Regions from separate parts of the Mus musculus genome. Here all the other regions are linked to region 6. The links are chromatin loops, found by intact Hi-C in ENCODE. Cell type or tissue: left cerebral cortex. All regions are shown on one strand. Each heading gives the region's core, and the rest is flanking DNA. Links, peaks and the distances in the headings are about the cores only. Region 1 overlaps Xpr1 (xenotropic and polytropic retrovirus receptor 1). Region 2 overlaps BC034090 (cDNA sequence BC034090). Region 3 overlaps Mr1 (major histocompatibility complex, class I-related). Region 4 holds the start of Ier5 (immediate early response 5). Region 5 holds the start of Gm5532 (predicted gene 5532). Region 6 holds the start of Gm41979 (a long non-coding RNA gene).

What was found. Peaks named below come from ENCODE experiments on the same cell type or tissue, not always from the same donor. Only the 100,000 strongest peaks of a DNase experiment are listed, where the experiment ranks them.
Region 1: a loop joins it to region 6, with 4 times the contacts of the local background. A loop is called at or near these places in 8 of 42 quality-filtered maps.
Region 2: it touches region 6 in a loop (8-fold over the local background); 28 of 42 quality-filtered maps call a loop at or near these places.
Region 3: it touches region 6 in a loop (8-fold over the local background); 31 of 42 quality-filtered maps call a loop at or near these places.
Region 4: a loop joins it to region 6, with 5 times the contacts of the local background. A loop is called at or near these places in 27 of 42 quality-filtered maps.
Region 5: a loop joins it to region 6, with 2.7 times the contacts of the local background. A loop is called at or near these places in 17 of 42 quality-filtered maps.

Annotation. Positions count from the first base shown.
Region 1 is chr1:155,279,291-155,284,077 of GRCm38, forward strand. It overlaps Xpr1 (xenotropic and polytropic retrovirus receptor 1), which reads right to left. Exons shown (of 15, transcript NM_011273.2): 14 at 3,923-4,144; 15 at 1-1,780. The coding sequence ends at 1,720. Among named protein-coding and RNA genes, the nearest start is that of BC034090, 37 kb to the left of the region's middle. In left cerebral cortex, for the core only: a CTCF peak has its summit at 2,390 (motif pointing left); DNase peaks (open chromatin) are centred at 893, 1,258, 1,654 and 2,267; H3K27ac peaks cover 2,840 bases.
Region 2 is chr1:155,216,246-155,221,032 of GRCm38, forward strand. BC034090 (cDNA sequence BC034090) reads right to left here. Exons shown (of 10, transcript NM_001370865.1): 8 at 2,015-2,142; 9 at 1,137-1,321. Among named protein-coding and RNA genes, the nearest start is that of Gm31102, 24 kb to the right of the region's middle. In left cerebral cortex, for the core only: a CTCF peak has its summit at 2,134 (motif pointing left); a DNase peak (open chromatin) is centred at 2,114; H3K27ac peaks cover 898 bases.
Region 3 is chr1:155,138,039-155,142,825 of GRCm38, forward strand. All of the region lies in intron 1 of Mr1 (major histocompatibility complex, class I-related), which reads right to left. Among named protein-coding and RNA genes, the nearest start is that of Mr1, 6.4 kb to the right of the region's middle. In left cerebral cortex, for the core only: CTCF peaks have their summits at 2,268 (motif pointing left) and 3,206 (motif pointing right); DNase peaks (open chromatin) are centred at 943 and 2,254.
Region 4 is chr1:155,097,597-155,102,383 of GRCm38, forward strand. Ier5 (immediate early response 5) reads right to left here and starts at 2,040. Exons shown (of 1, transcript NM_010500.2): 1 at 1-2,040. The coding sequence starts at 1,834. The coding sequence ends at 908. In left cerebral cortex, for the core only: a CTCF peak has its summit at 1,974; DNase peaks (open chromatin) are centred at 548, 1,161 and 2,063; H3K4me3 peaks cover 2,011 bases; H3K27ac peaks cover 1,592 bases.
Region 5 is chr1:155,524,775-155,529,561 of GRCm38, forward strand. Gm5532 (predicted gene 5532) reads right to left here and starts at 2,337. Exons shown (of 2, transcript NR_132128.1): 1 at 2,252-2,337. In left cerebral cortex, for the core only: no CTCF peak of the experiment used is centred there; DNase peaks (open chromatin) are centred at 2,418, 2,655 and 3,206.
Region 6 is chr1:155,046,201-155,050,987 of GRCm38, forward strand. The region is part of intron 2 of Gm41980 (a long non-coding RNA gene); the gene reads right to left. Gm41979 (a long non-coding RNA gene) reads right to left here and starts at 1,667. Exons shown (of 3, transcript XR_878637.3): 1 at 1,369-1,667. In left cerebral cortex, for the core only: a CTCF peak has its summit at 2,930 (motif pointing right); DNase peaks (open chromatin) are centred at 2,954 and 4,186; H3K27ac peaks cover 1,430 bases.

The sequences.
Region 1 (4,787 bases), core at 228-4,227, 230 kb after region 6:
AGGAGCTAATGACAAGCACGAGCTAAGGGGCAGTAGCCAAGTTTTAAAACAATGTAAGTGTTACTGCTGTTTCCCTAGTCACCGGTTTCTTAGTCTAAAGTTCATCTGACAAGGGCACACGTTCATGGCCCTCCTACGTGGGACTTTTATCTAGATCTGAAGGGTGGGGCCATTTATTTACCTTTTCCTGGTATTTATATTAATTTTACTGAATAATGGCTGTTTCTCTACCCTGACCCATGCTGGAGAGAAAATCAAGGGTCTCAAGAATGCTGGGCAGTCACTACTACCAACGATCTAGATTCCCAGTGACAAGCTGATGAGTACCAGATATGAAACCAACCATTTTCAAGACAGTCAAGCGCTGTATGTTTTTAGGCTTCTCTAGAGAATTTATGAAGAAAGGGGGTGAGATAGAGAATAAAGTAGGTATTTATATCCTGAATTTTCTAAGAAATATAATTTAAAAAGTACAACCAGGTTTAGAAGCCCCGAATTTAAAAGCAGGCCATGGTAGGGGTGTCGTAAAATTCAACATCACCTTTTAATACAGCTGGGTTTAAAAATAGCCACCAAGATCTTTTGTGTCGATGAATATAAAGGATTTGTTCTAGATGCTCAGAAATACAGTCCCCACAAAAGACTTTTAATTTGATCAAATTCTGGCTGAAGAAGGTGAGACCAGAAGGGGAAATGTCTAATAAAGTGTGAGGGGCCTGAAACAGGCCTGTCTTTCCACTGGTAAAGATTACAATTCTACATGCAGAAGCACGTGGCAAACCGTCATTTTTGTGACTGGTATTTGGGTGACTGTATCCTGCACCTGTTCCTAGAGAAACAACAGTCAGAGCCTTTTCTCTGGATTTCCACCACTGGGATGCAAGGGGGATGCCTGCCTGGTCATGACAGTGATGCTTGGGACTCTAGAGCAGCAACTTAAAATTTAGCAATAAAACTTTGGTTTAAAGTTAAAACAAATGAGGGGAAAAAAATCAACTAGTTGTTTCCTGAAAGAGGTGTGTGGGGTTGACCCTCCGCAGTGCCAGTGAGCCTTAGTTCCTCCTGCCTCCCTTCACAGGAGTAGCATTCATTTATGGTTAAGTTTCATAAATAATGAGAAACTGTATGTAACGAATACAGCATATTCCCCACCCACCCGAAGCCCTCCCCAGATGAGAAAAGTCACATCGAATTAAAAGTAGCTTTGTGGAGGAGGTGCTGCTCCAAGCTGCACTTTCCCTGCAAGTGCTGCCAGTGTCTCTGCACTGGCTATGAAGGAAGGGAAAAACTCTCCATAGAAACTGACAGAAAATTTAAAAACCGGTGTCCGGTTTCAGACAGTCAAAACCGGCCGGCGAAGCTGAGCTCTCTGGGCTGTGCATCAGACGTTCCTTCCAAAGCTTCTCTTCATCCTGATGGGCTTCTGTATCCTTGTGATTGTAAACAATCCGTAAGATAGTAGGTGTTTGTTCCTTAAAACATCTTCTGATTGGCAAAATGAAGTATTTGTTTTAAAAATAGAAAATGAAGATTAAACCAGAAGAAAAGAAAAGAAACACAGTGAGCTTGCTCGGAGTCCATAGGACCCGATCTGAAGAGCCCGGGAACGTGTTCTGTTTTCTCCTGTTCTCAGCTGGAAAAAGGTGCTGGAGGTTGCGTTGGTCGAGGAAAGGATTGTAGAGTAGAAAACCAAGGATGTTACTCTAGACTTCAGCGAATTCAAGTGTTAGCTTCGTCATCTGTGTCTTCTATCAATACCTTAGTGTCGCGAGCCTTGGATCTAGCGTGATCAGAGGAAATGAACATGTATGATCAGTCCCATGCAGTGCTGCTGGGTCCACTCTTCCCACTAGCAAGCACGCACACTACCCAGGAGCTATGTACTGCAAGTGGAGAGGTAGGAACAGCAGTAGGCTGAATTAAAGACGGAGCAGTACCCGGAAACAAGGATCTGAGTTTGAGCACTGGTACAGTGATAGCCAGGAGCCTCGGTCAAACTGTTAGCGCTGCTGATTTAGGAGGCTGTGCAGAGATTCTTGTACCGAATAAAAATGGGACTGGGTAACCCGACACTCGTTAGCCTCAACAGTGAAGGCAGTGTTTCTGACAGGAGATCTGTTACTCCCACTTGACAGATGGGGAGGCTGACATTCAGGAGGCTAAGGCTGTGCTAAGGCTGTATGAATCTATGACGTCAGAGCTGAGACTCAGGTCTCACCTTAGATTCCCTGCACTCTTTGTACCTTAAGCCTGTTCTTCTAACTGCCTTCCTCTGGCTGCCATCTAGTTTCCCAGCGTTTCCCTGTAAACCCCTGAAATGAACAGACTAGCACCAAGAGCCTCCCTCTTGATCAGAAACCATGTTTAGACTGCCCTCTGCTGGTAGCTATGAGACCTTCACGGTGAGGAGCTCTGGTCTGTCAGCCTTTTCTCCAGGCCTTGAGGCTAGCCACCTCCTCAGCACCCTCTTACCCACAGCGCTCCTGCACCCCAGGTTGCCGTGCCTCCCTGGACAGAGTGCAGCTGAGTCAGTGCTCTTCCCGCTCATTTCCCACTGTGACTTCTGCTACTTTCCTCTGCCCTAAGACTCACTCTCCTCTTTTCTGCTTTTTCCTTCTCTACTTTCTTTCCAGAAAATTCCCACTCTCTAGCTAAAGCTTTGGTAGGCCTGGGCTTCTGTACTCACCGGACTGTAGCCCCTTCTGCTCATCTCCTCTATGCTCCTGTACCCGACTTTACAACCCGATCCAGGCCTTTACTGTCCCGATTTCCCTTTCCTACTGCACTGTGCAGTGACACAGTCTCCTTTCCTGTCACTCCTCTTTGGAAGAACATGTTTTGTTTTGTTCTTTTTCTTTCCCTACAAGATGAAGCCTGCAGTTTTTAGTCTTTGGCTATTTGTTTGTTTTTGAGATAGGATCTAGTGTAAACCAGGCTGGCCTGGGCTTGCTGTGTAGCTATGATCCTCCTGCTTCCACTGTCAAAATGCTGGGCTTACAGGTGTGGGTCAGTTCAGATGAGCCCATCCAATTACATTTTCTCACTACTGTCTGAGCACATGTGTTTCCTTCCTACTCTCCATTTCCACAGGCACAGTCTTTACCTTGTCCAAGCACTCCCTTACCTTCAGAAAAATGTCCAACTTACGTTTTTCATCGTAACCTACTCTGCTGTCTCTCTCTCTATTCTCTCAACACCGAGTGCAGTCACCATATGCTTTATGTTTACTGTTAGCTTTGGGACACAAAGTCAGTGGCAGGTAAGAATCCTAGTTATGGACTTCATAAGGTAGCTTCAGCTTGCTCAAGTCTTTCTGTGATGATGCTGGGTAAATTTCACAAATAATGAATTGATTCTTTAAAATTTTTTTTTTTTGATTTTTTGAGACAGGGTTTCTCTGTGTAGTCCTGGCTGTCCTGGACTCACTCTGTAGACCAGATTGAACTCTGGCCTTGAACTCAGAAATCTGTCTGCCTTTGCCTTCCAAGAGCTGGGATTAAAGGCGTGTGCCTCCACTGCCCAGCAAATTGATTCTTCTTAATCTCTCTTTGAACTATACACATCCCAGTGTACAGAAGAGTGCTAACAGGAATTAAAGACAAGGTTACACAAATGATAGGATTTCTAAACGAACTCGAAGGTTATCTGCACACACATGTCATGCTCAAGAATCAGGTAAGTCATTTCCCAGCACACTTTTCCTGTGGTCCTTTACATCCCTACTCAGTAGGTGATAGACACCCTGGCGTGTCTCATGTGCTCCTGAAGATATACTACAAGTCTGACCTCATGGGTTGGTTTGTTACTACTGTCTGAAGAGGAAGCATGGCTGAATGCCAGCAACTTCACCTGGTCCAGTCTAGTAGCTTTTTAGCTAATGTTACCCGCTGCTAGCCACACAGGAGTGCTCTACTCTACGTACTGGGAAGCCAGGCGGGGCCTACGCAGGGATATGCTCTGATTGTACTTCCACGACCGGTTCTTCTGGCGGTTTCGAACCCCATCCTCCTGGTCCATCATCTGCTCAAGTAGTGTCTGGTCATCCGCGTTGAGGGGGGCCACAGAGATGTCCCGCACGGCTCGGAATTCACCACAGTTATTTAGATGCTCGTTCTCCAGACGGAAGAAGTTCCACACAAATCGCCTAAACAAAATGGGGTAAAGACATTCATGTTAAGATCTGAATATATTACTACTGGTAAACCTCCAGGAGGCTCAAGTTCCTGCTCACTAAGGAGAAAACAAAACAAAACAATTATAGGCAAGACTATTAAAATCAAAGAGACAGCTAGAGCCATGATAGTTCAGTCAGGAAAGCATCTGCCTAATAAGTGTGAGGACCTGAGTCTAGATACCACATGTAAGAAGCCAGGCACAGTGGGCACTTTGTGATCCCAACAGTGGCAAGATGGGAACAGACATGCAGGTCCCTAGAGCTAGCCCAGTCTACCCGGTGAAGTTCCAGGCCAATGAGAGGCTGTCTCAAATAGAGGAGGAAGGTATCTGAGGAATGACAGTTGACTTTGCTCCCTGATGCACATCCGCACAATAAATAAAATGAAAGAGAAAGATGGTGTGAGGACTGGGAGGTGGGGGAGGAAACAAGAGTTGATTTTGGAATATAATTTTTCTTTATCCAGTAAGTTTATTAATTTGTTGAGTGCTTATTAAAAATGAGGAAGTGGCACTGAATGACGCAGGTGGGTCTCAGCCTCTATCCCGGCAGTGGGGAAGTAAGTAAATAATCAGCTGTTAGGTGCCCCGCAGACCGAACGCAAAGAAAAGCA
Region 2 (4,787 bases), core at 563-4,562, 170 kb after region 6:
AATATAAAACATATGAAGTAAATGTGTAGATCTGGCCTAGCACCCTTGCTGGAGCGCACGCTCCTGAGGCCTGAGGTCTGCAGTCTGCGTGCTTCATGCTGTGCTGTAACCCCGGTATCCAAGATACTTATTAGCAGGCACCTGACACACATTAACTCACAGATGCCGAGTGATTCACAGGACAGGAGCTAGCACACACGCTGGACCTGGCACCCAGGAAGAGCTTCTGGAGGGACGAGGAGAGCTTTTCTCCATTGCTCAACCAAAGCCCCAAAGGAACTTGACCCCAGGGGCTTTCTGAGGATCCTGAGAGCATACCTGAGTCTCGACGGCCACTGCCATGGGCCACGTGGAATCCAAAGGTGCCCTGCAGCACAGCGTGTGCTGCAGACACGGCAGCAGGAGGGCTTTCCCAGTTAAACAGCCCTGGCCTAGCACACTGGAGAGCGGACTACTTCTCCCCAGGGCCCAGCAGCACAGACTGCTGAGCTTGCCTTTCCAAGTCATCCCCTCCCTCCTCTGCCCACTCTCCCTCCGCTGAGCAGAGCCTGGGGACAGCTTCCAAGGGTTCATGTACTCACACATTCTAGACCATGGGCTTTGGCCTGGGCAAGTCAGGTTGCCACACAGGACTCCTGGATGTAGAGGGACCAAGAACTGGTCAGAATTCAGTGACGGTGGTATTGAATTAGGATACAGTAGGCAACCCCGCCAGACACCTGGAGCCAACATCGATCTGAACAAAGCCTCCAGGAGCTGGGGAGGGAGGGCTGTGGACAGGACTGCAGACAGGCAGGCCCACTCCACAAGCCCAGACACACCAGCAGCTGGAGGATGGGGCGGTTGAAATACATCAACCACATCAAAGGAATAGCTGAGACCCGGCAAGCACAGACAGTTTCCCTCTGCCCCTCTGGAAGAGCCCTGCTGGCTGGGATTTCTAGATGTCACAGGACAACAGGGGGGCAGTGGAGTCAAATCGGCCAGCTCTACCCCCTCAGCATGAGGGCTCCTGGGACCTGGCACCTAGGAAGAGCTTCCGAGGAATGAGGAGAGCTTTTCTCCATTGCTCAACCAAAGCCCCAAAGGAACTTGGCCACACCCCAGGGGCTTTACTGAGGATCCCGAGAGCATACCTGAGTCTCGCCGGCCACTGCCATGGGCTACATGGAATCCAAAGGTGCCCTTTGGGGGTCGCTGCAGCTGCAGCTGGCTCGTGCCATCTGGGAACACCTCCACCACGCGGCCCACAGTACGAGCCAGGCTAGGGGCACCCACATCTTCCACACTGAGGGCACGATGGGGAAAGGCCTTGGCTGGCCTACAAGGAGACCAAAGACAGTAACGGTAGGGTTAGGTATCACAGCCAGTTTTTTCTGGGCCCTAAGGTGACCTGAATCTGATGTAGGAACCTTTCTGACAGGAGGGGCTGGTTTCTCTGACCTCAGCCAGCAAAATGAGCTCCCTAGGGTGGAGACTGGCAGTGTCCACGTCTACTGGCGGTTGGTTTCTCAGGCCAGAGAGCCTTGAAGCAAGGACGGTGGTCTCTAACGTGTTTAGAAAGAGACCTCTGAGCACCCGAGGAAAGCTATAATTTTATCTAATGTTTTCAGGAGCCCTTCCCCCTCAAAGTCCTTCCATGAAACCCTGAGTAAAAATGGATGACCAAGGGGGCCTGGGCCAGGAACCAAGGGTCTCTCTGGGGGTTCTCATCTGGGTGTTTAGAAAGATCTTTAGCTGTGTTACTGATCCCAGGATGTCAGCAGACAGCCAAGGGAGAGAGGCTTCAAGCCTGCCAGCGCCACCTTCCAGCAAACCCGTGCCTCACAGTGCTCAGCGCACATGGCAAGGGCACAAAGGTGTCATTCTGAGATGTCTGTGTCACTCCGTTTCTCCACATTGGAGATTTGTGGACGGCAACACTCAGCTACTCTGCTCCACTTCCTCTTAACGAGACAAATGGGCTGTGGTGCCACTCTGAGTTTATCATTTGGGTCACTTGTGCCATGCTTACCTGCTGGGTCCACTGCTGTCCCCTGACCCCTCTACCAGGTAGAGGCTGGACCGGTCTCCCTTGCCACCTAGCAGAGAATGGAGGTTCTGGAAGGAAGTTGCTCTCCGATGCTGATGGGAGGATGACACCTAGTGGGGAAGGCCCAGTATTACAGGTGAGAAAACCAGCCTGGGAAGGGGTCCCCACAGAGGATTTGCTGGGAACCATAAACCTGAGGTTTATGAAAACAATTGTGTGCCGGGGCCTAGCAAACACAGAAGTGGATGCTCACAGTCAGCTAATGGATGGATCACAGGGCTCCCAATGGAGGAACTAGAGAAAGTAGCCAAGGAGCTAAAGGGATCTGCAACCCTATAGGTGGAACAACAATATGAACTAACCAGTACCCCGGAGCTCTTGACTCTAGCTGCATATGTATCAAAAGATGGCCTAGTCGGCCATCACTGGAAAGAGAGGCCCATTGGACACGCAAACTTTATATGCCCCAGTACAGGGGAACGCCAGGGCCAAAAAGGGGGAGTGGGTGGGTAGGGGAGTGGGGGTGGGTGGGTATGGGGGACTTTTGGTATAGCATTGGAAATGTAAATGAGCTAAATACCTAATAAAAAATGGAAAAAAAAAAAGAAAACAATTGTGTGGCGCAAGCTTTGGTCAGGACCCCCGGGTGCCCAGCAGGAGTCAGCGGAGCCTGCTTCAAAAGATGGGACTGCACAAGTGTTCAAAGCATTTAGCATTATTCGCGTGCCTATCTCACTTTGAAAATCTCCCCAGCACTCAGAAGCCAAGGCAGAAGGGTCAGGAGGACCAGCCAAAGTCACATAGGAGATCCTGTCCAAAGGGGAGGGGCTGGGGGTGTGGCTCTCTGGTGGCATACTAAGACACACCTTAGAGCAGGACGGGTCCAGCTAGGAGTGGGGGTGAGCCAGGTAACGTGACAGCTCCAGGAGCTTTTAACTGGGAGCAGAGAGGCTTTGCCCAAGAAGGCAGGCTGACAGAGGCAGGCTGGTCCTTGAGTGAGGCTGGAAGCAAGAGCTCACCAGCTGGAAGAAAAAAAAGGACCAGGTGCCCAGGCAAAAGAAAGACAGCATGAGAAATGATATGTGGACACGGGAGAAGACAGGGACACAGGAAAAGAGAGGGACATGGGGGAAGGTGTGGTATGTGCTAGTCAGGGGTAGAGGCTCAGGCATTTGTGCTCCTGAGAGACAATGTTTTTCTTTTAGTTTGTTTTTCCCCCAGTTTTTGCAAGTTTCTGTACCATCCTTCCTGTATGTCATAGCCTTTTTGAACCAGGCTGCTCTCTACCTTCAGCCCCTCAGCTTAAACTACAGCAAGACCTCTGAGACACAAGAGACATTGTCATTTCCCTTGGGTGACTTATGGAGACGTTCCAGTGGTGAGAAGTGCAAAGGCCACAGCTCCCAGCTCCACACCTGAGAAGTCTATCTGGAGAGCTTCCAGGGACAGGAGGCGATGCATGCTGTCTTCATTCCCAGCTCACCCTCTCCTTCTCCTCCACCCAGCACACACTGCACAAGGGCCTCCACTCCTAGACCCTGTCCTGAGTGAAACCAGTCCGTGGACTGCCATTCACCCTGCGTTCTCTCCCCTCCTCGGCCCTGGAAATAAAAAGGTCCAGTGCCTTAGACCAGCACTTCCCACCCTGGGGGTCGAGGCCCTCTGGGGGTTGAACAACCTTTTCACAGGGGTCACATATCAGATCCTGCACATTTTTACATTGACATTTACATTATGATTCATAACAGTAGCAAAATTTGTTACAAAGTAGCAACAAAAATTATTTTATGGTTGGGAGTGACCACAACATGAGGAACTGTATTCAAGTGTCACAGCATTAGGAAGGGCCCTGCTTTAGGCTATGGTTTCCTTCCTAACTCTGCACAGGGGAGGGTGCAGAGAACAGAATAGCTCTGCGCTCCCAGCACACAGCACAGAGCAGGATTTCCGGAGGTCTGGTAGAGGTGAGTGTGCGGAGGTGATTTGCTAAGCCTGGCACTCGGAGAGGGAGATGCTTAGCTGGTGCCCTGTATTCACTGAATGTGAACTGGGTACACTAGCTACTGAGACAGTATTGGGGGTGTAGACATCATATTCCAGTGAGGGGAGAGAGACATGGAGGGGTGAAACTCTGTGAGAAGGCAAACAGCAGAAGCCACGCAGCCTAAGGACTGTGGTGACTTCTAAAGGAGGAAAGAACAGGCGTCAGCAGGTAGAGACAGCAGAGGCAGTCAGGTGCAGATTCAGTCAGACTGCGTGATCTGACTGTAGAAGTGTCTGTCTATTCAGCAGAGGCCAAGAGTGTTCTGGGAAAGTGGGGAGATGTAAAAGCCACAGACAGCAGATCTGGAAGCAGTCCTGGCAAGGTGCCATTGGTATGGCCAGGTCTGTCCAGCCTCAGAAAAAACACCTTGGAGGCCACGTGGAGAAAGACCAGAACAAAGAGGCCAGTCAAGGCTTGCCGTGACATTACAGATGGGGATTGTTTAGGGGTTGGAGAGATGTCTAGGCGGCTAAGAGCACTGGCCGCTCTTCCAGAGAACCCAGGTTCGATATCCAGTACCCGCATAATAGCTCATAACTGCTTATAACAACCCCAGTCCGAGGGGGATCCAATGCGCTCTTCTGGCTTCTGCGAGTACCAGGCATGCACAAAGACATATATATGAAGGCAAAACACACAGAGAAAATACTTCTTTTTAGAAAGAAAGGAAGGGAGGGAGGGAGGAAAGAAGGAAGGAAACAAAGAGACAAA
Region 3 (4,787 bases), core at 282-4,281, 92 kb after region 6:
TGGGGATGGGGCAGGCGTGGAGATGTGCCTCAAGAAGCCCCCAGAGCCTCTGAGGGAAAGAAAACCCTGACAGTCCAACCCCTTGTTTTACTAATAAGGCCTCTGGGTTGATAATTGAGGGCCATCTTTCTACCATCTTCCAGCTACATATACTGGGGTATACACCCTTCTTCCCAGATTAAACAGAGTCAGAACAGCCGTTAAGGCTCAGGCCTCCTGCAGAAAATACTTTCAAAAGCACCATGCTTTTTCTTGCTATACCCAACCACTCCTGGTAGCTACTTTCTTACTATTTTTCTACTTTTTCGTCCATTGAAATATCAATATGAGGATTGTGATCATCAGTAAGGGTCAAGGTAAACTGAAATGAACTCCTAGATAGTGCAAGAAGTTCAGGACATAGTATAGGTAAAAGAAGGTGGTTTTAGAAGTAGCGTATATGGGCTATCATGTCAATGTGGGCTCTTAGGAAAGGTTCTATAGAGAGGGTGACATCTTGGAGAAGATCTCAGGGTCAAGAGCTGAGCAGGCCAAGGGGAGAGAGGGCGTGCATGCTGGCCAAGGACACCACAGCCTTCTCTTCATTCTCTGTGGGACCCATCTGGTGCCTCTACAGGTATAAGTTGTGCCTGGCCCTTAGCCAGGCTTCTAAAATGGCACTTCATGATCCAGGGATGTCGGCTGACAGATATGAAGTCGGTAATTCAGACCAGGGAAGATGAAGAAAAGTCCTTGTTACACTCCCCTTCATAGCATGCCAGACCTTGTGGCAATTCGTATCTTACCAGAATGTGTTGCCCAGATATTTGAAGATTTAATATAACTACTAAGGTCGAATCATTTGGAAGGACTAAAATTGTTCTACACAGACTGTGATTTCGAAACCATTTGCTCCGCTCCCCCTCTTGCTCCAACGATTATGAAGTCAGGTTGGGTTGGCCCCTTTCCATGAGTCACCAACATGACTCACTTGTGGAGCTGACATCTATGAGCTTAGCATTTGGCTTTGTCTAGCTGGGCCAGTCACACTGCTCTTCAAGGATCACTTACTGTTTACTCAAATCTCCTAGGCCTTCTGGGGAGTTCATTCAACTCAACAAGCATCTCTCACACCAGAGTGCTGGCTCATCCCACCCCCAGCCCCACGCCCACCCCGAGCCTTGTCTCTTTAACTTGGTACAATAGCAGTTGGGCCACTTTTGACAAACATCTAAGGAAAATTACTGGAATATAAAACCCCGGACTTGTTTTTATTGAATATCTACCATGGACAAGCTATGATGCAACATCTGAAGAGGAAAATGAATCAGGTACCACTTCTTCCCTCCAGAAATTTACAGTATAACTGGGGATTTTTATATAACAGAACAAATACAAGTGTCACAAAAGAGGCACCGAGTCCGCCGGTGGTGGCCCACGCCTTTAACTTGGGAGGCAGAGGCAGGTGGATTTCTGGGTTTGAGGCCTTCCTGGTCTACAAAGTGAGCTCCAGGACAGCCAGGGCTACACAGAGAAATCCTGTCTTGAAAAACCAAAACAAAACAAAACAAAAAACAAAAACAAAAACAAAAACAAAAACAAACAAACAAAAAAGGCACCTATGGGGTGTAGGCAAGACAGCAACCCTGCTCACGTAGGAGTAGGAGTGTTCCTGAGAAATCCTCCAAGGAGATCAAGCCAGACCAGTTACACCTTCAGTGAGGCCTAAAGGGCAGCAGGTACCTCCATCATCACTATTTACGTGTATTTATTTTTTGTGCAGGGACCATGTGGCCAGTGCTATACAAACCCTTGAGCAACATTGGCTTCATTCATTCCTCACAATAATTAAACAAAACAAAACATGGTCTCATGTCAGGCTGGCCTCAAACTGTCTATGTAGTCAACCATGACCTTGACCTTCTGATTCTCCTGCCTCACAAATCACCAAATCTGGTTCAGGTGGCACGAGGGATTGATCCCAGGACTTTGTACAAGCTAGACAAGAACTCTTATCTATCGGGCTACATCCCCAGCCTTCACAATAACATCCATCAAGGTAGGTCCCATCATTCCCATTCCACAGATGGAAGGTGCAGAGAGATTAAGTACATTACTCAAAATTAACTAAATTAAGCACAACCTTAAAAGCCACAGTGAAGGAACCAGAAATCAAAAGCTGAACTCTCACATCGGGAGCTTCTCTACCTATGACTACTCAACTCTGCTTGAGAGACTCTTCCAGAGCCTGGATTAAAGTGCTCTCTCCTGCCCCCTTGTGTCAGACATGTTTCAGTCTTTGATCTTCCAGTCCCTAGAGCCCAAGCAGATCTTCCTCAGGTTGGTAGGAGGTTCTGATTGGGTAGCCATTTCAATAAAGAACAGTTTATTGTTACCCTCTTCAAGCAGCTCAGTGTCTTAGTACGGTAAAAATGATTGTGATTTCTGATAACTACTCTTTGAGATCCCGGGGATTGTGGGAATGAGGAGAGAAGTAAATGGTTGTATTTTAGGTAAAAGAACCTTGGGACACTCCTCAAAGCATGCAGTGATGTCGATGGTTCTGCACGCAGCAGAAGCCATTAGTCCCTTCTCCTAACAACTGTCAAGAGACTGGCTCTTAACGGCAAGTCTAAAACTGACAAATGTGCCAGTCTGACTTCTTAGCCACTGTATTAATTACTTTTCTTGTCCCTACTGAGAAATACATGATAGAAACCGAAGGGGGGAAGGATTTGTTTTGGCTCATGGAATAAAGGAGTAGAGTCCATGGAGAAGAGGAAAGAGTGGCTGGGATCAGCCTGGTCTGGGCTTGCTGGAGCTTGTGCTACGGTTCCTCATATCCTTCCAGGTCAGAAAGCAGAGGGCTCAGGCTAGAATTGTGCTGGACGATAATAACCCTTAGCCAACCTTAAGACCTGTTATCTGTGTTGTGTGCCCCCCAAACCACACAACTTCTCAAGAGACACTACCAACTGAGCACCTAGTGTGTAAATATACAAACCTGGGGGGGGTGCATTTCACATTCAATCCACAGCCCTGACCCCAGAGGCCCATGGCTACCTCATGATACAAGGTGCATTTTACAACTGGGAAAGTCCCTAACATCTTTTTATTTATTTATTTATTTTACTTTGAGAGATTGATTTTATTAAAGTTTTTGCTTGTCTGAAAATCATTAAAAAAAAAAAGTACACTGTTACTGTCTTCAGACACACCAGCAGAGGGCATCAGATCTCATTACAGATGGTTGTAAGCCACCTTGTGGTTGCTGGGAATTGAACTCAGGACCTCTGGAAGAGCAGTCAGTGCTCTTAACCACTGAGCCATTTCCCCAGCCCCCCCTACCCCCTAACATCTTAAGGGTTCCAACACTGATCGAAATCCAAAATCTTGGGGCTGGAGAGATGTGAGATTTTTCTTTAATAGTACTAATACCTGTATGAATTATCACAGCTTTTCCCACACTTGCTTTGACCACAACTGTATTCATGTCCCTTTCCCTGCCAAACTATATACTTTTCAAATATTTCCCCTCAGCTTTCAGCTGTCTATTGCTGTAATATGGGCTAAAAGCAGGGACAGTAACCGCCACAGTCTGAACACTTCTGACTAGAGATTTTCTTCACCAAACACATTAGTATATTGCTCTTTAATTCAGCCTCATTTTGACTTTCAGGACACAGAGGGGGGACATCGATTCTTTGCCGGAATAGCCTCTAGTCCAATTCCTGATAACGTCCCTCTTGGCCTCTGCGAGAACATCCCACAAAGTTCTAGTTACAGCATTTGGAGCCCACAGCTCCAAACTTTATATTACTCTTACACTTCACTTCTGAAGTCCCACAGACTGCATCGTCAGGTTTAGCATTGCAATGACCACAATAAGTTGCTTTTCTCATTGCTCTGATGTGATACTTGACAGAAACAGCACAAAGCAGGAACGACTTATTTGCATAATGGCTTAAGGAAATACAGTCCCTCATAGTGAAGAAGGCGTGGAAGCTGGGATTAGCTTAGTTGGGGAGCAAGAAGCTTGCAGCTCACTATCATCACACTACACAGCTAGGAAGTACTGAGCTTGGGATAGAAGTAGGGTCAACTTATACCTCTCAATTCTTGCCTCTGTAGCCTTAAGTCTGCAAGCTAAGTCCCGTGTCCTAAAACTTCACAATATCACAACAGAGCCGTCATCTGAAACCAAGGGCGCAATCACATATACCTGTAAGGACTATTTCCTATTGAAACAATTACAGTTACTCTTTCATGGCTACCCCTTTAACATTTATCAATACTTCACTTCATATAAGTATTATTCTTTTCTGAATTTCTAGTAAACATAGTTCTAGATGCTAGGAGCACAATATGGAACAAATAAAGGACCAGTCCTCTGAGATAATTTCTAGAAGGAATATTGTCAACTGACAAATATATAATACAAGGTCAAGTGATAATAAATTGTATTAAGAAACTAGTATGCATGGTGGTATATGCCTTTAATCCCAGTTGGGTAACAGAGACAGGTGGATCTCTGTGAATTCCAGGACAGCCAGGGCTACACAGAGAATTCTTGTCACAAACAAACAAACAAACGAACAAAACCCCCAAAACAAGCAAACAAATAAAGAAAACAAAAGTAGAGAAAGGAAAGAGAGTGAAGAGAACCAATGTGTTAAACAGACCAGAAATGGCTTCTTTGACCAGGTAACATTGAGTTGTGTCTAGAGTGAAGGAGGGGCCATGGGGGAAGACCCTTCCAGATAACTGAGCCCAAATCCTTGAGGGTGCATGCTTTGCATACTGGAAGA
Region 4 (4,787 bases), core at 412-4,411, 51 kb after region 6:
GAGAAAATACTGTACAAAAACCTTATCAGCTCCCCCAACCTTTATACAACAAAGACTGGAGTCACCTTATCTACAAAGCCATAAGGTCCTTCCACTTAGAGCTCGTCTGTAAACTTTGTTTCATTAAACACTTTTTAAAAGCACTGTGTAGTAAGTTCTGAGCTAGAGCTTTTAAAAAATATATCTTTTCTCTATAAACTCCGTATTTCCAAGCTTGAACTCTTCTGTGAAGTTCAGCAAGCTTTTTTTCCCCTGTGGGGAATTGAAGGTCCCTTAATGTTCTGCTTTCCCAGAGTAATCACAGGGTAGAAGCGCTTCTTCTGTGCCAGAGAAAGGATGGGGAGGGAGAAAAATAATACAAGTCTCTACTCCAGACGAACTCCCTCTAGTCTGAGGAAATCCTGTGAGAAAACGCCACTCCGCGCCCCGGTGCGGTCGTAGCTTTCATGAGAGAGAGGTGTGTGTAAAGTCCCTCTCTCCCCCAAGATCGAACGGGGAACTCCCCTTCCTCGAGCCTTTCTGCAGCTTCCTTTTCTGTGCTGCTGGCAGAGGAAAGTCCCTGTCTGCACCCCCAAAGTCTCAAGCCCCGGGGAAGGGGTGGTGCATTCCAGAATCACAGAACAGTCTCAACACAAGACAAACTTACACACGGACACACACAGATACAAAAGTTAACGATCGATCGTCCTCTTCCAATAAGCCTCCAACTCTAGGTCTCAGGATGAGACTCGAGAGCCACGGCCCAGCCGGGCTGCCCCTTCTGGGGCGATGTGCTGCCCGGCAGCAACCAGTCTCCCCTACGCGCCCAGCGCCTACGGTCTCGGCTCGTCCTCGCGGCCGGGAGAGGCCCCGGCCGCACTTCGGGGACTCCCGCTGCTCAAGCTCCAGCCACTCGGGTCCCGGGGGCTCAGAAGGCCACGATGGCTGTGCTCCAGGGGCTCATGTCTCTCAGCACCGGCTTGTCGCAGCAGATCTGCCCCGGCTCGGCGGCTTCCGGGCCGCCCTCCTCCGCCTCCTCTTCCTCTCGGCCGCCTGCGGGGCTTTTCCGTAGGAGTCCCGAGAAGCTAGACCCGAAGATGCTGATGAGGTTTGCCACGTTCCCGGTCTCCATCTCCTCGTCGGTGTCGTCCTCGCCGGTGACTGGCTGCTCCTCCGAGTTCCGGCGCGGCTTCTTGAGAGGGGTAGAGCCGGGTGCCGAGCAGCTCGCGCGGCCGCCACCCACTCCCGCTGCGCCACGCTTCCTGGGACACGGGGCGGGTGGCGCGGGGGACCCGTCCTCGGAGGACCGCTCCTCCACGGCCGGGGGACAGCCGCACGGGCGGCGCACTGCCCGGGGCCCCTCGGGGCACGCGTCCGAGCCACCTCCTGAAGACGCCGCGCGCGGACGCTCCACGCGGCCCCAAGCAGCTGCCGCCGAGTCCTCCTCTCCGCCCCGGAGAGCTTCCCCCGATCCGGCCACCGCGGCCACCGGTTCTGAGCTTCCCGCTCCGGGCGTGTGGCACACGGAGGGACGCTGAGGCTGAGGCTGCGGCTGAGGCTCGGGCTCCGGCCAGGCGGCACGGGCGACCGGCGGGGGCGGCTCTCCCCAGCCGGAGGGTGGCCCGGCTACAGGCTCTCCAGGCTGCTGAGGCGGCGGCACCGCCGGGGTCCCCGCAGGGCCAGCCAGGTAGAGGCCAGGGCAGGGGTCACTCAGGTAGACTTGGCGGGCGCTGCGCAGCACCAACGACACCAAGAGGTTCTTGTGCAGCTTGATGCCGCCGCGCTGGACCCGCGAGTTGTAGATCTTGCCCAGGGAGATGCTGACGATGCGGTGAGCCTCCAGCTTGAACTCCATCCTGCCTTCGCTTCCAGACGATAGGGTGAACGCCTGCTTGCCTTCTGAAGCTGCGAGAGGAGCTGTAGGCGGGATCAGGTCTTCCTCTGTGGTTGTACCCTCGGCGTCTGAAAGCTCGGTGGAGAAAAGACCTGGTGACGCGTAGTCCCCCTCCGCCGCTTCCCTTCAGACAACAGAACCGTTCTGAGCCGGACTCTAAACTGAGCGCTGCGGGGCCACACTGCACCTTATATATGCTCCTCGAACGCCAATCACAAAGCGCCGCTAACCGTTCTGGGCGGGCAGATGTGCCTCGTGCTCCGCCCCCGACCAATCAGAGGCAGAGGAGGGGCCCCAGGGCCTGTTCAAACGTTAGTCCCGCGGAGCAAGCTCTTAAAGGGGGAGATTGCAGGCAGCCCATTGATCATGTGCGGTGGGATTTGTGTTCAGAGGCGTTGATAGAGGAGAACGAGGCCCACAGAACTGTATGTAGTAAGGGATTCCGCTTTGTGATGTACCTTAGCACACTGACTGGAACTTTCATTCGTTTAGTGTGCTGGAATCTACTGCACAATAAAATTCAGTTCCTTTCATACACAATTTCCAGCTGCTCATAGCTGTTTCAGCTGTAATTTCTGGTCATTCTTGGCAGAAATGGAAGCGATGACAATATATGACAACTAGCACGATATATTTGAGATATTATGTTGGAGTTAGCCCCTTTCCCATTAGCGTTATACTCAGCATTTAACTACAAACAAAAGGGAACGTTCTAGAAATACCCAAGCTTCTGCCTTATGAAGGAACAGAATTCAGGTACAACGTTGTTTGTTCTCACCTAAAGCTGGCATCTTTCATTTCGTTCCCCAGATTCTCAGTTATCACATATTTTAAATGGAAGATGTTACCTATTTCTCCACAATGGTTTTCTTTGTTTGTCTGTTTGTTTAATACCCCCCCCCCACACACACACACAATAAGTAACTGATCTATTTTGGGGGAAATCTAGTAAGTTCTAAAAATACAAATAAGTTCTGGTTTCCCATGTTGATTATGTAAATTGTTTTTTGTCAAGTATGGGGGGAGGGTTCCTAAAATTTTTCTGGTCAGTCAATGTAGTCCCATCCACTGAGTCTTGCAAATCCCTGTCAGAAGGACCATGACAAGATTGTACTGGTGCCTGATGGCTCTGTAAATTGCCTTATGGCCCTGAAGTTTCAAATATAAAATGAAGAAATCACAGATACACCTTCTTTATTACACAGAAGATAAATGGCAACTCTCAGAGTCAATCTAAATAATAAAGTTAACCACAGCTTACACGGTGTCTATGTGAAAGGTTTGCCTGACCCTACAATAGGTTTGGCCATTTACATGGAAGAAATACTAGTGAGAGGTAGGCTTGATTAAGAGCCAGTTCACAACCAGGATGCCTTCAGATCTGATGGTTTGGGGGATGCTAACTTTGGCCACTATTACTGCTACAACTGAAGCCCAGAGTCCCTCCCTTCTAGGAATTCTCAGCCCACATAGAGAAGGAGAGAAAATAATTATAACATGTAGCAACAGCAACATATGTTCAGTAATAGCATGAGGTTCTTCTCCGTTTTCTCTCTTGGAAAATCTTTTTTATTTTATTTTATTTTTTGACAAATATTTATTGGGTATTGAAATCCAAGACCACATCTAGATCCTGACCACTCACCCTTAAAGCAACAGAGTTGTCCCTACTTCATCTTCAGGTTTCCTAAGAAGAGCAGACCAGTGAGGCTCTGATGGGGCCCAGTGCATTACAAGTGAGAGTGTATCAGGTAATGCTGCATCTCACAGACAGATTTATCGATGCCGCGTAGTAAGTAGCACTTGAACGAGTGTACAGACATATCCCATGTTCCTGTCTAACACAGCTCGCTTAAATTTACAGGCCAACTGACGATCCGTCTGGGGTGGAGTCAGTGAGCTGTCTGATAGCCATGGGCAGGTTCAGGACCTGGTCCTTTCAAAGCTTTGTTTGTTTCATCAGCGCTTCTTTTTAAAATATTTATTTATTTACTTACTTGCCTGCTTATTTATTTATTTATTTATTTATTTATTTATTTATTTATTTATAGAGAGGGTTTTTTTCGTTCTGTCCTGTAGTCCTGTTCTGGAACTAGCTCTGTAGACCAAGCTAGACTTGAACTCAGAGATCTGCCTGCCGCTGCCTCCCCAGTGCTGGGACTAAAGTTGTGCATCACTATTCCCACTGAGCATTCTGATTTTATTAAAACAAAAACAAAGAACATCAGTTCTATTCCTACCCAAATTTTCTGATAAACCTGGAAATGGTAGGGTTTTCAGATAGTCCTAATAAGGCTCCGAAGCATCTTGGAAGGGCCAAGGCCTCAGGCCTTACCAGACTTCCACTGGGAAAAGTGTGAGAACTTTTAAGTCACTGTAAACAGATGTTTGCAAGCACAGGCTACTGGAGTGGGAGTCCCAGCTCCACTTCTTCCTTGCTGAAGAGCACTTTGGAAAAGTGTTTTGCCTCTCTGTCATTCCGTCTTTTTTTTTTTCATTTGATTACAGAGATAATAGTAGTGCCTACCTCTTAGAGCACTGTGAGAAAAGGATGCTTATTGCACACTTAACACTCTTAGCACAGCAGTGAGCACACGTACACTATCAGTACACATTAGTTATTTGAACCTACTACCTTACATTTGAATTTGGAGTAACAGAAGGGTCTGGAGACTCTTTAGGTAGCATTGATGAAAGTTTGAATAAGGAAAGTGGATTTGAAGAGTTGCCGAAAGCCCTAAGGTATAACAAACTCTTAAGCACCAAAGCAGGGGTGGGGGTGGGCTGGCGGTAGGGTGGAGAACAGAGAGCATCTCATTTGCCAGGTTTCCAAGGTGATGATAGCGAAGCATGGATGCTTCAGTGAGGAGATGGGGCCACGGGGACTTACTAAAGATTTTCCAGTAATAAGGGA
Region 5 (4,787 bases), core at 319-4,318, 480 kb after region 6:
GCCGGTGATGTGGAAAGGCAGGGGAGAAATAATATTTCATTTAGCAAACTTAGGGGCCCAGTTTCCTGCCTGTTAGCATCAACTAGTGTAATGGTTTTGTCTCAAATGGAAATGAGTCAGAAATCAGTTTGAAAATAAGCTCCAGAAGGGGACCCCAAGCTATTGGATGTTTTGAGCACGCCAGTCACTAGGAGATTGGGGTATTGATTTGCCTCCCAAGGCTCCCTGGTTTTTCCTGAATCACGAATCATCGCCTTCTTAGAAAAGCGCCTCTGTGACATTCTTATTGATTAGGCTTCAAAAGGGAGTGGAGCTGAGGGAGGGGGCTGGGCAGCCTCCCACTCTACCTCCCTGGGACCATGGAGTCTTCCTGTGTTCTGTTCACCCCGGAAGGACCTCCCTCACCAGACTGGGATTCTCCAGGCATTCTAACTGGTTGATTCCAGTTCTCCTGGTCAGTTGTTCTCAGGGTATTTTCTCCTTCTTCTAGACCTGCTCCATGTTGTCAGGTCAACTGTCCTATGAGGTCTAAGAGAAAGTTCTTTGTCTCTGGACAGAAGACACTTAGAAAAATGTCACTCCATTTCCTCCCAGATCTTCCAAACATTTTTACTCCGTGGAGAGAATCCTAAGCGACAAGTACGGAGATAAATGGTTCGTCTGGAAGACAAAGTAATAGCAGAACAGTATGTTCTTAGGGTATTAATTAATAACCTGCTAATCATGGGATTTAAATCACATAAAATAGCAGATACCCCACAGTGCCATTTTGAAAGAGGCTCTGAGAAAAAAGCCTTTGCCTCACAAGCATGAAAAACCGAGTTCCATCCCTAGATGTTCTCAGAAGAAAAATAAATAAATAAAAATAAAAAGCACAAAAATAAATATATAGTGGCATGTGCCTGGGTATAGTGGCATGTGCCTTGAGTCCCAGCACTCTGGAGGCAGAGCCAAGTAGATCTCTGTGAGTTAGAGGCCAGTCTGATATATACCATGGGTTCTAGGATAGCCAGGGCTACATAGTGAGACCTTGTCTCAAATTAATAATAATAATAATAATAATAATAATAATAATAATAATAATAATGAGAGAGTCTGACAACCTAAGTTCAATTCAGAGAACCCATGAAAAGATGTATAAAGATGGAGGGAGAAAATGACTTCAAAAAGTTGTCCTCTGACCTACACACTTCCTCCCCCAGACATGTAACATATACACACACTATAAGTGAGTTGGTAACCTTTTAAAGATGAAAACCAATTCTGGGGGTTGTTTTGACCTGTGTATGCTCACAGGTACCACTCCTACCCACTTACAAATAAAGCTTTGCACCAGGTATGTCCCCAAATATTCACCTCTGTGATTTCTTTAAGCGTTACCGATAAAGCCCTGAGGTTTACAAAGTGCTTTTAGACGTATTTCTTTTCCTTTGGTCACCGTGAGACAAAGCACAGTGGGTGTTTCCCACTTGATTTCTAAATGAAATGAGAACGTGGAGAGATGTTAGGTGTTCTGCTCAAGGCCACCTGGCTCCCTGCAGTCGGGTTTGCTCACTGCTGTTTCTGAGTGTGTCCCAGACCAGCTGTGCTCTGTTGTGGAAAACAGTGTACTCCCCTTAACACTATTTTGTGGGTAGGTTTTACTTGCCTTGCTTTTGCACCAAACACCCTTTGAAATGTGATTTTTGAGCTGGGGAAAGGTGACTTTCATGTACCCAGGAGGCTTAGCTGGTTTTTCCCTAGCATTTCCAGATGACTAAGAGAACAGGGTATCTCAAGTGTTCCTTCCGTACACTGACAAGTGTTTTCTCTCTCTCTCTCTCTCTTTTTCCTCCTCCTCCTCCTCCTCCTCCTTCTTCTTCCTCTCTTTCCTTTTTTTATTTTCTTTCTTTCTTCCTTTCTTCCTTCCTTCCTTCCTTCCTTCCTTCCTTCCTTCCTTCCTTCCTTCCTTCCTTCCTTCCTTTCTTTGTTAAAACAATTCCCTATCTGAATGCACTGGAGATAAACAGTAACCAATAGGAAAGAGAGACTGGTTAAAAAGTGGCTTTTGAAACAATGATAGTAGGTAAAAGATTGATTCTTTCTAGGTTGAGCCAGATGCAGAGCGAGCTCCTCAATAAAGAGTTCTGGAAAAGCAGCCTCTTCTGTAACAGAGAAGACCCGTCCGCCCCCCTACATCAGGCTTGGACTGGGGCTGCTTCGGTAGTGTCTAGGGAGAAGAACTCACAACCCAGCCTCTCTGAACACATACCTGGAAGTTTGCAGAGACCAGCAGGACTGATGTGAAGCCACCGGGACATTTGTGTAGTAATGTGACCAGGATTAGTTCCCGCCGACAGACACTTCCTGGCTCCACGGCTTCTAAAGTAAGACAGTGGAAAAGCTTGTGATCGGCTAGGAGAATGTCAGAATCAACCCCGATGCTTACTAATTAAAGCAAGATTTGACCAGGTTATTTTTAGGTTTTCCTAAAACAGAATCCCCAAATCACCAGAGCATTAAATAAACGGAGTTCCCAGCCAGCGAGGGTGAGAACTTTGCCAGGGCCCAGGTTCACCTTGGCCTCAGGAATTATCACCTCCCCGGGCTCTGAGCGCTGACATCACGAGAGAATTTTCCAAATTGAGAATTTGGGTCTCTAACTTTATTTTTGAGATCTTTAAGGGAAGAAATGATAACCTGTTAGATGCCTGCTATTATGTGGCAGCTGTTGAGAGAACAGAAAAGCCAAGTGGGTGACTCATTGTCCCTTGAACAGGCCGCTCTCATTCTCTCCCACCCCACCCCCACCTTTGTTTCTGCTATACTCTACTTGGGGCCTGCTTACCCTCTCCCACTGTTCTCCAGGAATGTGGCCACAGGCCTTCATTAGCCAGAGTCAGTCTTCTCTCAGGCCAGCTCCACTGCTCCTGACCACCTGGACCCCTTATCTCCTGCCCAACATTTTTATAACCTGGCTTCCCCTGTCTGCTTTCCATCATTATCTCACAGATCACTGCACTCCAACACTGGCGGCATGTCTTTCTCTCTCCTTCTTAAAAAAAAAAAAAAAGGCAAATAGGTAGCCCACCCCACTCTCTAAAATCTGCTCACTGGTTTGTGACTCATCGTCTCTTGGTGTTTGGAGACAGGACTGTGTGTTCCTTCGAGCCGCCGAGTTGTCATTTCTCCCCTCAGGTTTATACAGACTTGGTTCTCGTGAGCGTCTGTCAGAGCCAAGGTCATGCAAAAGCTCCCTCTTATCTGGGGCTATTATCCCAGTCAATGGCAAGGACATAATTTAGAATTATGAGGACACAGGAAGGCAGACTGTCCTGGCTTAATGGAATGCCAAGCCCAGCTTTGAGAAGGCAGAGGAGATAAGAGGAAGAAAATACAGCGTTAGCTCCAGCGCTCTCCTGCTCCCAACTGTGGGAGAAATACCTGAGAGATGCGGTGTGTTGTTGCCTGCTGGGTTCACCTGCCTCAAAGAGGGGTAGAACAAATGAACAGACTCTAGTTCCCAGGATAAAATGAGGCTCTTTCCTTAGGTGAGCTGACAGTAGGAGAAAGGGGAGTAGGGACAGAGACAGCAAAATGTTATCTAGAAGAGTCAGTGAGGCGCCTCTGGGAAGGAGATCAGAGCGGACAGGAAAGTTCTCTTGGGGAGGGGGAGGGGGAGGGGGAGGGGGATTTGCCAGAGCAAAGGATTCAATTGCATGGGAGAAAATGTTAGGGGAATTTTTGCCTGACTCTACAGAAAACTTTGCTGAGTTAAGGGGTAAGTAACAGATCTGAATTCTGATGATCTAAGGAGTGTGTGGGGCGGTACAGGGCAGCTGCATAGCAATTAGAAACACGGGCTTGGAGAAGAAGGAGCAGGGTTCAGATCCCAACTCTCACGTTTCCTCAAAGAAAACAAAACAAACAACAACAAAAAAACTCCCACAGGAGACTGCACACAAAAAAAACGAGTCCCACGGGAAAGCATACAGAGTATTCAGAAAGATACAGTACGTGGTTAGGAGAGTCCCTGGCTCTTAATAAATAATAGCTCCATCCATATAGACAGATGGGATATTTCTTGATCTCCTTTTAGACAGCTTTGGCTTCAGAGTGCCCTGGGGATGCCAAGGAGGGACACAAACAGGCAGAGATTCTTCACAGAAGGAATGGCCAACGCGTTTCTAGGAACAATAACATCTGATGTTAAACTTGAAATGATTTCCTGCTCTAGGCAATAATAGCTCTGTCTGTTCTCATTAGCCACAACATCTTTGGAAAAGTCTGCTACGTACAACTGCTTTGTGTTAGCGCTGCTCTACTACGGAGAGGAGACAGGCAATGTCTGGGCTTTGCTTGTGCTTAAGGGGGGGGGGGCAGGAGAGGGGGGAGGCTGGAGGAGGAAGAGATGGAGCAGGAAGCAGGATTTGAAACCTGGGAGTGATGGATGTACCACAGACAGCAACAGAGACCAGCAAAGGCAAGAGGATCTGGAAGAGAAATGGAACCTATCACATTTACACTGTCACAGGTAGAAAGAAAAATACAATCCTGAAACACTGTTAGTTACTGAGCTAATCAACCCAGGGCTGCAAATGGACAGAAAGGCTGTCGTGGGCTCTATGCCAGGAGCAGTTTGTCACTTCTGATTACATTAGGTGACTCACCCAGAGCTGGTGTAGCACATTTTAATTAGTCCGTACCCGGCATGTTTGTAAAGCCAACCACACTGTCCACGGTGGCTCTATGGCCTGCTCTTCCTCCCTGGGACAGGAGGATCCTCAGGTCCCCAGCCTCAGATGCAG
Region 6 (4,787 bases), core at 522-4,521:
TCTAGCCGTGTAAAATGTAAACAACACTTTAGCAAGGTCCAAGGGCCCGGTTCATCACTTCACAGAGTGAAATATATAATTATATGCAGATGCTCCATCACTTATGATGCGGATAGAGTCTAGTTAACTCATCCTAAGTTGAAAACATTGTATGCTGAAAATGTGCTTCATCCAAAGAGCCTAGCAAACACCACACTTAGCAGCCCAGCACACTAGACTGTTAATTGTTCCCCTTGAGATCAAGTGGCTATGTGGGAGTCAGAGCTCATCGCTGTGGCCCAGCAACATGAGACAGCACTGTACTGTGTCAAGCTAGCTCAGGAAAAGATGAAGATCCAACATTCTCACGGAATTTGTACGGATTTGAAAAAGCCATGAGAGTTGAAAATGTTTAAACCAAATCACAAGTTGTGGATCTATACAAAACACTCACTTTAAACACATTGCCAGGGATCTAGCCGGCAACCTCAGCCTCCCCTTACCTTTAGGTCTATCTTTAAGAATTTATGTTCGCCAGGCAGTGGTACACCTGTAATCCCAGAACTTGGGAGGCAGAGGCAGGTGGATTTCTGAGTTTGAGGCCAGCCTGGTCTACAGAGTGAGTTCCAGGACAGCCAGGGCTACACAGAGAAACCCTGTCCAGAAAAACTCAAAAAAAAAAAAAAAAGAATTTATGTTCTTGGGGGCTGGAGAGATGGCTCAGTGGTTACGAGCACTGACTGCTCTTCCAGAGGTCCTGAATTCAATTCCCAGCAACCACATGGTGGCTCCCAACCATCTGTAATGGGATCTGATGACCTCTTCTGGTGTGTCTGAAAAGCTCAACAGTATACTCACACATTAAAAAAAAAAAAAAAAAAAAGAATTTGTTCTTGGCCCACTACATCCTGTTTCAAACATGAAGGGTTTGTTGTTGTTGTTGTTGTTCATTGGGGATTAAGGTTCTGATCTATCTTGAAGCACTCTTCCCATTAGGTTGGAAGGTTTGGTTTTGGTTTTTGTTTTGTTTTGTTTTTAACAAGAAAGGTGCGTGTGAGCCCATTCTCTGCAATGTCTGTCAAAGCCTAAGTGGTACCCTGCTGCCTGAGCACTCATTTGTCTCCATGACAGTGTTCTGAAACTCGTCTGCTCATATCAGTTCAAGATGTATCTCTTAGCAGAGCTGGCATATCCCACCTGTGCGCACATCACACATTTGATGCATAGCAACACTTGAAAACACAGGCCCGGTTTGGTTCATATGTATTTCAAGAGCAACACCCCCTTGACACTGGAGAAGGCACTCATCAGCTGATTTTGTTTACCCATTCATTCGTACATAGACCTCCAAGCGTAGCGGGGGAGGGAACACCAAGCTATAACGCTTACCCGTGTCTTGGAGGTTGCCGGTAGGAGTAACGGGGGCTTCGTTGAGAAGGATGAATTGTCCACTAAAGAGGTAGTGGGCCTGTCCTAGGGGGTTGTGAGTAAGGAAGCAGGGGGATGTGGAAATGCCTGCTGGGTAACAAAGCAAACAAATCCTACATAAGGTTGAATTGTTGGAAGGAAGAGGTTGATGGAGGAAGATACAGGGAAGAGGCTAGGGAGAGTTGGGGATGGACAGACAGGTGGACATAAAGCGAGACAAATTCTAAAGAATCTTCACTTTTTTTTAAAGCAAGGTCCAGGAGGATTTTAGGAGAAAATACTCATTTCTGATTTTGCAGCTAAAATGTTGACTTTGCCACTGACCTGAGGTTTGATTATAGTGAAGACCCAGAACCAGGAGCAAGCTGAAGAGGACCCCATGAGACTAAAGGAAGAAGTGTATGGGGGAGACATAGATACCACATCAGCCATAGACTGGGTGGGCTCCCATGGCCAGTTAAATGCTGGCCTTTAGAAGGGCCTTTTAGACAGAGGTTATTACAAAAGCATAACGATTGAATATCAGTCTCTCCACTTAGTCGACCCTACTCAAAAGAATGTCTCTCCTATAGTGTCACTTCAGGCCAAGACGATGAGAAAGTTGGAAAGATTTTCCCAGCATCCCTCAAACTACATTACAGAGGCCACAGCTAAAAATCTCTTCATTCATTTACCTATTGAAAGTTCACCTTCATTCCCAAGTACCTAGTCCATAAAGGGACTTCCCTGCAAGGCATCTTGACCTCTGGTCAGTTTAATTGTCAACTTAACACAATCTAGGAACCTGGTAAGAGAGTTTGTGGGACTGTCTGCAGGGAACTGTGTTGATTGTTGTAAAATGTAGAAGACCCAGCCCACTGTGGGTGGAACCATTCCGTAGGTTTGAGTCCTGGACTGTATCTAAGTAGAGAAAATGAACAGCGTTGCAAGCATGCCTGAGTGTGGAGATGATGTGACTTGCTATCTTACTAAGCTCCTTATTGCCTTGACTTCCCTGCTATGCTGGACTGGAACCTAGAATTGTGAACTTGAAAGAAACCCTTTCACCCCTAAGTTGCTTTCTGTCAGAGCACTTTGTCCCCGCAACAGAAATAAAAGTAAGACAACCTCTTAGCTAGGAGCTGTGCGAACACCAAATGTCACAAGTGTGACAATAGCACTGAAGAGTCTCAGAGTTCACATCCATGTCCATCATCTGCCAGCTTCATGACCTTGCGCAATTGTCTAGGACCCTCTCCATCGTGCACTGAACAGGAGTTCAAACCAGCCATGCCTTGAGTTGCCCTGATCCTTGATCTAAACTTTGGTCCTCACCTTCTGTTATCCCTGCTACGTCAAATTATTTGAAGCTTGAACATCCATCCATCATCCTCAATGCCTCCGCTATTTATCTCAGTGTCCTAGTTCACTCAGAAAAGCCTAATTTTCTTCCTGTTCATGCTCTATTAACTGCTCTGACAACTTCAGGTGATGAAGAGCCACCATTTGGCCAAGGGAGACAGCGGGACCCTGTCGGCAATGCACCTGCAGGGGGCAGCATCGGGCAGTGTAAGGCATTGCCAGGGCTCCCTGTACCATCAAGGTTGGTCTGGAGAAGCAGAAGCCAACTGACAAAAGGCCCCGTTTTATCCCAAGTGAGTCTAACACAAGGTCTCCAGGAAGACTGGGTGTTGTTTTTGTTTTGTTTTTAGGGAATCCCTGGCCTAGCCAGCCCAGCTGGGTTCCCCCAGAGCCTCACAGTAGAATGCTGTTGGCTTTCATTACAGCAGCTGACACCTAAGAAGAGAAAATTATCCATCTCCAGTCTCTCACCACGTTCCCAACCATGAGGTAGTGAGGTAATGGGGGAGCCCTTGACAGGGGAAAGATGGCAGCTTAGCATTTCCCCACTCAGCCCAGTGAGACACGGCCCCTAACAGTAAGAAGTGATTAATTTTTTTTTAAAGGCAAAGATGTGAAACTGGAAATGAGGCATACATTTTCACATGCTGTCTTTAAGAGGACATGATAGTTCTGTATCCCAAAAAGTCCACCACACCTGGCCAGACAAGATGATATTCTATGATTTGTGCATCTATTCATATGGGAGAACAAAGACAGGAAACGGTTAAAATCATCAAGATGGGCTGCCAGTGTAGATCTGTTGGTAACTGCTTGCTGAGCATGTACCACCCAAGAGTTCTCTCCCCAGCATGTGGTCACGTCCATAAACCCTAGCACTCCAGTAGAGGCAGGAGGATTAGAAACTGTCATCCACAGGGAACTGGAGAGATGGCTCAGTAGTTAAGAGCACTGGCTGCTTTTCCAGAGGACCTGAGTTCACTTCCCAGCACCCACAGGGCAGCTCACAGTTCCAGGGGACCCAACACCCTCAGAAACATAAAAGCAGGCAAAACATGAAATAAAAATAAAATAAAATAAAAAGTCATCCTCAATTTCTCAGCTAGTCCATGCCAATCTGGAAAACATTAGACACGCCCGTCCCCTCCCCCCCACTCCCCCAAAAAAGAAAAGAAAATATCATCAATATTTTCCCAGAATTCCAGCACACAGGATGATGAAAAGGACAAGGGTGAGAAGAGCGGAAGTCCAAGGATGACAATGGCTACCAAGGTAGCATCAAGGGACCAGCACAGACTGTGAACACAGACTTCCCTAAGAGCTTCAGGCCTCTGCCTGAGAAACTTGTGTCGCTCACTCTCCTTTTGACTTTGACTGGGGGAGGGGAACAGCCATGTCACGGTGACATCATCACCTTCCAAGAACCACTGATTCAGCTGCTGAGGCCCCAGGCTGGACTCACTTCCTCCAGCCAGAAGGCAGGGGGGGGGGGCAGGACTGTGGGCCTGTTCTCGTCAGTCCCCACCCCCACACAGTGCAGATCAGCTTCTTGCCCACAACCACGCCATGTGGGGCTGCCTGCCTTGTTCAGCAACCCCACCAGCAACCCCAGCTGACCAACCAAGGGTCCTGGGGAGAGGCAGAAATCTTTCTTTCCTCCTTGTGAACCAGGAGCTGGCTCACAGGGACAAGGCTGGGATGCAAGAAACGGGAAAGGGCTAAGCCAGATGAAGCCGAGGCTAGGAGAATACGTGTAAGAGCAGGCTAAGGCTGAGACAAACTGAAACCTTCAATTGTGACCACTTCACAGCCACAAGTTGGTCCAAATTGGATGTCACCTAGGGGTCGGCAGATATGGACCACTGTCTTCGCTAAAGAGTGAAAATATCTCCACAGCTGAACTAGACGCTCGAGAACAGAGCAAAAGGAGACCATCTTGCCTTAGTGAGAACTTCCTCCTGGCCGCTGCTGCTCCAGCTGAGTCCTAAGTGCCCTCCCCAAGCCGCTTCTCTATTATGACAACTCAAGGTAGAACCCGT